2 separate regions of the Mus musculus genome follow, and region 1 is linked to region 2. Evidence: chromatin loops called from intact Hi-C (ENCODE). Cell type or tissue: heart. All regions are shown on one strand. Each heading gives the region's core, and the rest is flanking DNA. Links, peaks and the distances in the headings are about the cores only. Region 1 holds the start of Sgms2 (sphingomyelin synthase 2). Region 2 overlaps Sgms2 (sphingomyelin synthase 2).

Region 1 (2,907 bases), core at 187-2,686, 170 kb after region 2:
ACTTTGCTTGCTTCTAGGAAAGGAGAGGAGAGGAGAGGAGAGGAGAGGAGAGGAGAGGAGAGGAGAGGAGAGGAGAGGAGAGGAGAGGAGAGGAGAGGAAGAAATGGTAAAGAGTTCGCTACAAATACCTTCTGCAGAGTCCAGGCCTCTCATTCTCTGTGTGTCCAGCTGCTTTGATGTCTCTTAAACATTTAGTAGCTCCCAGGACAGAGGGTGGGGACAAAACCTTCTTAGGTATCCACCTGCAACGTTTAACTTCCTGGAAACCTCCCTTCCCACTCTAAGGGAGTAGACAACAATATTTCACGTGCTAACCTGGGCCCGCCAGATCTGTCAGAAGGAAGCTGGCATTTACCTAAGCCAACTGGAACTTGCTATTATTTACAGGTCAAGAGTTAAAATTTATTGAAGTTTGCTTTGATGAAAGAGGTTTACGTTCAGACTTTTGTACTTTCCAGCCTTAATTACTAACCTCATTAATCCTTACTTAATCGTTGCTATTGTCTAAGGTAGTCCTAATGCCATTTTTACCTGTTCGGGATGGTTAACATAACCGAGGTGAAACCAAAGAACTGAACAGTTAAAGGATTCAAAGTTCACGCGAACACACTGACAAAAAGAGTTGAGCCTCTTCAGTATTTCAAACACATGTCAAAATAATTTAAGGTCATTTTAGAAATAAGCAAGTCTTGGAAATAGAGGAACGGCGGATTAATAAAAGATTACAGGATATAGCATTTGAACTATTTGCTTCTGAGACAGAACGATCACCGGACCCACAGATTGTGACGGGGTAAGGTCCACTCCCACCTCTCTGTGCTGACAAATCGAATCTCCCTTCCTTAAGGGGCGCGGGTCTGAACGCCAAAGGTCCTGTTGGGCAGCCTGGAGCTGGTCTTGTGCACAGCTTGTCAGCGTGTGGCAGCCTCTCCTCCACCACTCGAACTTCAACCCTGACCCCCCAGAGCGGCACTGCACAATCTACGGTTTAACCTGTGCCATTTCAACACCATCACCAAGTATCCGAAAATGGGTCGCAAATGAATGAGCAGCAGGCTGGGAGGAGAGACAGCCACCAGCTGACCCCCAGCAGATGAAAACTGAGCAAGGATGCCCGGGGCGGGGCGGCCTGTGGGGAGGCGGTGGCGACCAGAGCCACGTCCCCCACTGGAGCCACGTCCCCGCGCGCTCCGCAGGACGCGCAGCCCGCAGCCCATCCTCCTCCCGGCCCGGCGCTCACCGCTCGCAGCCGGTGCTCGCACGCCGGGGGCGCTCGCTGGGCGCAGAGGACCCGGGGGACCGGGCCCGAGAGCTGCAAACTTTGCGCGGGTCTCGCCCGCATAGGTAGCCGCTCCGCCCCAGGCCGCAGTCCGGGCGCCGCAGCGGGCCGGGCTCCGGGCGGCTCCGGCGGCGCCGAGGGCGGGGTCTCCGGCCGGCGGAGCCCGGGGCAGCGCGCAGCTCTGTTTACCGCGGGCCCGCCCTCCTCCCCAGCCCGCGCCCTGACATCATTCATTCTCGCACTCTCGCCAGCCCTCTCCTGCTCCCAGCCGTGACTCACCCCGGGCCCGAGGCTCCCGCGGGCTCCCGCGACTCCCGGCGACCGAGTCTCTCCGGACGCCTAGCCGAGCTCGAAAAACCGGTGCGACTTCTTCGGGGAGGCGATCCCAGCTGGCCGACCGACCCTCCCTCCCCTCTGCGGCCCTACAAGATGCGGCGAAGGAGGGGCTTGGCAGGCAGCACGAGGTGGCTCCCGGCCGCAGGCTGAGCGCAGAGCCGGGCAGACCTCCCTGAACGCGGGCGGGGATCAATCTGGGAAAGTTCTCTAGGTGCCGCTCCCAGCAACTTTCAGGGGTGGGGCAGGGAAGGGATAAGCCACCTCCGCACCTCCTCGGGTTTCGGAAACTGCTTCCTAATAACGACGTGTGCGGGCCAGGGGCACCCGCTGACTCAAGGGGTGGTGCCCCGCCTAGGTCGAGGGGGTAGGTTTCCAAACATCACAAGACCGCTTGGCGAGGTTAGTCACCACGGGCCTGGTGGCACCTCTAGGTGAGCTGGAAGGGTGCTTGTTCCCGGTTAGTGAGACTAATGATGCTACCCACCTTGTCATTTGCTCCGTTAGGTGAATTGCGTCCTGGCAAGGATGAGAAACCGGAACCAGAATGACTCTGAAAGAGTGACTCTCCACTTAAATGAACCTGTGCGTTTCTGTTGCCTTGGGGCACAAGTGTCCATATGTGTGTGTGCCCCCCAACCCCCATCCCCGGCCCCGGCTGATCTTACCAATTAGGTTGCAGGAAGGGTTGCTTCTGTCTAAAAATGGCCAAGGATCAGCATTTCTTTGGAGTCGTTTCCACACCTTGTAGCAGTTTTCAGTCAACCACGGTCGTTTTGGAGGGTGTCACTAGGCATCCAGGCAGCTGGCTAAACCTCCAATGAGTTTAATTGATAGAAATGCTTTTTATTGCATTGCCTACTTCCCTTCTGGTTTTAAGTTTGAACGTGTAGGATTGTACAGACTGTCCTATGGGAGTTAACATAATCCACAAAAACAACAATAAGCATTTCTGGTGTTTTGTGTGGGTATCATTTGTGTCAATAATCATTAAACCCAATGGCAGCAAAATAGAACTTTGGAGGGGAGGTGCCAAGGTGGCAGGTCACAGATGATGTCACAATCCAGAAGTTTAAGTTAACCTCTCCTGCAATTAACCACAGGTTAGACTTCATTGTGGGGAGCGCACTTGTTTTCAAGTTACAGAAAGGTAGGAACCCAGAAAAGAGCATCAACAAATAAATTTGTTTTCCTTGGGTTTATTTTTCCTTTGCAATGAGGAGTTCCTTTTTACTTTTACAAAACCTAGGCATTTTGCCCAGAAGGCAATAGAAATGGATTGGCTTGCTAGCATG
Region 2 (2,907 bases), core at 311-2,810:
AAAATAATGAACTCGAGACTTAAAATTTTACTTTACAACAAGGCACTTAACACATTGAAACAGTATAGTAAATTTCCAAAAGAATGCAACTGGCTGCTTCTTACACCTTGGAAAGATATTTCTTCTGTGAATATACTGTAACTTATTAACCATACATTTCGCAGCATTAATCATTGCATAGGAGGTAAATTAAATAAGGAATTCCTACTTGGCAACTAGATTAGCTTATAGTTTCTTCTCTTTTAAAGGACAGTTTAAAATAATTCTACAGTGACCCACTCTTGTCTTTCATGATTCATTGAGAACACAGTACAGTTAGTTAGTGGGTAACAAGCCAGCGCTTACGAAGCGTCTATCTGTATAAAAACTTATCTTTGGGTACTTCTGACATGATTTTCAGTGTACAGATATCAAAGTCAAGAGTACTTCTTCATAAAAGATGTATTTTTGTCAAATGAGTCAGGAGCTAAATTATTGCAACGCAATGGCATTAAAAATAATAATATAAGAAATCTTTATACATAAACGTAGAAAAGGTTCCAACACAACGCATATAACTTACACTTGATTTAGACATGTAAACTCATTTATTAAGAAATTCCTTCTCGTCAGGCGGTGGTGGCATATGCCTTTAATCCTAGCATTCAGGAGGCAGAGGCAGAGGCAGAGGCAGGCGGATTTCTGAGTTCAAGGCCAGCCTGGTCTACTGCGTGAGTTCCAGGACAGCCAGGGCTACACAAAGAAACCCTGTCTCAAACAAACAAACAAACAAACAAACAAACAATAAAAAAGAACTTCCTTCTCACACTTCCTTACACTACAGACAGGGTGAGTGTGTTAAGACTGGCTTAATTTTTAAATCAGTTTTATAGTATAAAATCAAAACATTTAACAAAGAGTTTAAAATATTTTATGGAACAAGGTAAGACCTTTCAATTACAAGTGAAATGATGAGTTCTGGCACATAAATAAAAATGAGACAGCTGACTTTGGGTTTTGAAGTAAACAAAGTCTGTAGCTATGGGCCAGACACGAATGATTGTGACATAAGAGGTAAATGTGACCTTCAACTTTCTTTGACTCAAATTCTGAGAACTTTCCCTTTGGGAAGGATAAGAATGTCTTTAAAATAGCTCCTTTCCCATGGGAATTTCAACTTTTGGCAAAAAACCCTGAAAACAGCAACAACAAAAGGCCCAACAGATAAACTTTAGAGAAACCTTGAAAATATATTTTTAAAGTGGCATTTGGATTTCAGACATGACATATCACCACAAGGGGGCGCTGGCAACACAGCAAGGGATGGATGGCCACAAACCTGCCCAGGGATTGCAAGAGCTGACTCTCAGCCAACCTTGTGTCCCCAGCAAAAAGCTGCTTCCTGTGATGACAGCAACCCAAAAGACAGTCAAAATTAGCTCAGGGGTCACTGGGGGAAGGATACCTCCTTTTCCCGATCTAGTGGAGGAGCTCAAACCCGGAGTCTCAGAGAACTCCAGTCCCATTGGGAAGGTTCAGGAAAAACATGTGTGTTCTATATTTGTGGACGTTTTCCAGAAGCTCTATATTATGGGGAAAACCTTCCAACAGGAGCACAGGCGCCCGCTTGCGCCTTACCCACACTTAATGGGTAAAATCTGCATCTTAATGGGCAAAGAAAAGGTGCTGGTACCATGTCCTGCTGTGCCTGGGTAGGCATGGAAACACACCTGCAATCCCAGCACCCAGGGGGCTGATACAGGAGGGCTGAAGGTTGGAGGCCAATCTGGGCTACACAGTGAGATGAGACCATCTTAAAGGAAGTCTTACTTTCCTGCACTGCAATGAGTTGTCATCTTGCATCCCCATCGGTACCTATTAGGAATCACAGCTACTACAAGAACAGGGAACAGCAGGGTCCACACAGGGCTCATGGGTATTTTCAAACCTTAAGAAAGTGATGGTATTGTTTCCAACAGCCTGGTTTACCTGACTAAATGCAAAGTTTTCTGTTTGAAGGGTTCCCAACAATCAACATGAAATGTAACAATGTCTAAGCATTTTCCTCGGTTGAAGAATCATGGAGAATCCTAGCCAGGCTGGATAAGGCTTTTCAGGTGTTTTGTTTCAGTGTTTTGTTTCAGTGAGAGACTCGCAGAGCAAAGGCCAGGCTTCAGCGCCAAATGATTCTCTCATAATCAGACCCTGAAGGTAAACTAGTGTTCGGAGCAGAGCTTTCCACAGAGCTGAGGAAATGAACACGTGAGGAGTTGTACCGAATTGTCTAGTACAAGGTAAACTGGGTATGAATTTATTATTGGCTTACTCGATAAAAATACTTGAAAAAAAAAAGTCCCTGCATTTCAAAGTCTGCCAAAGACACTTAGGGTCTCTGCTCTTGTGAGGATAGTCAGACTTAGATTTTTATGCTCGTGTCTTTGGGTTTAGCATCCTATCCTTTACCCACCCAGTAACACAGAAAACGAGACCCTCTGAAACACACACACAGAATTATAGCACCAGAAGACAATGGCCCTTCTGAACACATCTGTATTGTGCTTTTTTTTTTCTCCCAAGCAATTTAAAGTTTAATTTTAAACAATCAAGGCCGACTAGCTTACAGGGACGAACCCAGGGATGTTCTCTATGCCATACCCATGAGAATGTAACCACCCCTTCCACTGGCTGCTCCCATGCTGTGAATCCTTAGAAGTTTTTCTACAAGTTCCACAAACTAATCTTTCAGTAGATCTCAACCAAAGGCAAGGACTATGATATCCCAGCACTGAGTAACCTTCTAACTGAGTCCGATGTTCTTAAACCCACCAGATCTTAGAGACCCATCTTTTCACATGAGATAACAGTTGTCCCTCATTCCTACATGGCTGAGGTTAAGAGCTGATGCCAGGGACATGTTCAAGGGCAGCA

The links. Hi-C counts contacts between places; a loop is a spot of excess contacts. Peaks named below come from ENCODE experiments on the same cell type or tissue, not always from the same donor. Only the 100,000 strongest peaks of a DNase experiment are listed, where the experiment ranks them.
Region 1: a loop joins it to region 2, with 2.2 times the contacts of the local background. A loop is called at or near these places in 3 of 42 quality-filtered maps.

The regions. Positions count from the first base shown.
Region 1 is chr3:131,488,850-131,491,756 of GRCm38, forward strand. It overlaps Sgms2 (sphingomyelin synthase 2), which reads right to left and starts at 1,381. Exons shown (of 6, transcript NM_001379585.1): 1 at 1,241-1,381. Gm36753 (a long non-coding RNA gene) reads left to right here and starts at 1,667. Exons shown (of 5, transcript XR_003954556.1): 1 at 1,667-2,197; 2 at 2,716-2,907. In heart, for the core only: no CTCF peak of the experiment used is centred there; DNase peaks (open chromatin) are centred at 1,192 and 1,622; H3K4me3 peaks cover 1,838 bases; H3K27ac peaks cover 1,215 bases; H3K27me3 peaks cover 1,020 bases.
Region 2 is chr3:131,319,064-131,321,970 of GRCm38, forward strand. It overlaps Sgms2 (sphingomyelin synthase 2), which reads right to left. Exons shown (of 6, transcript NM_001379585.1): 6 at 1-2,907. Among named protein-coding and RNA genes, the nearest start is that of Cyp2u1, 17 kb to the left of the region's middle. In heart, for the core only: a CTCF peak has its summit at 1,283 (motif pointing right); a DNase peak (open chromatin) is centred at 1,358.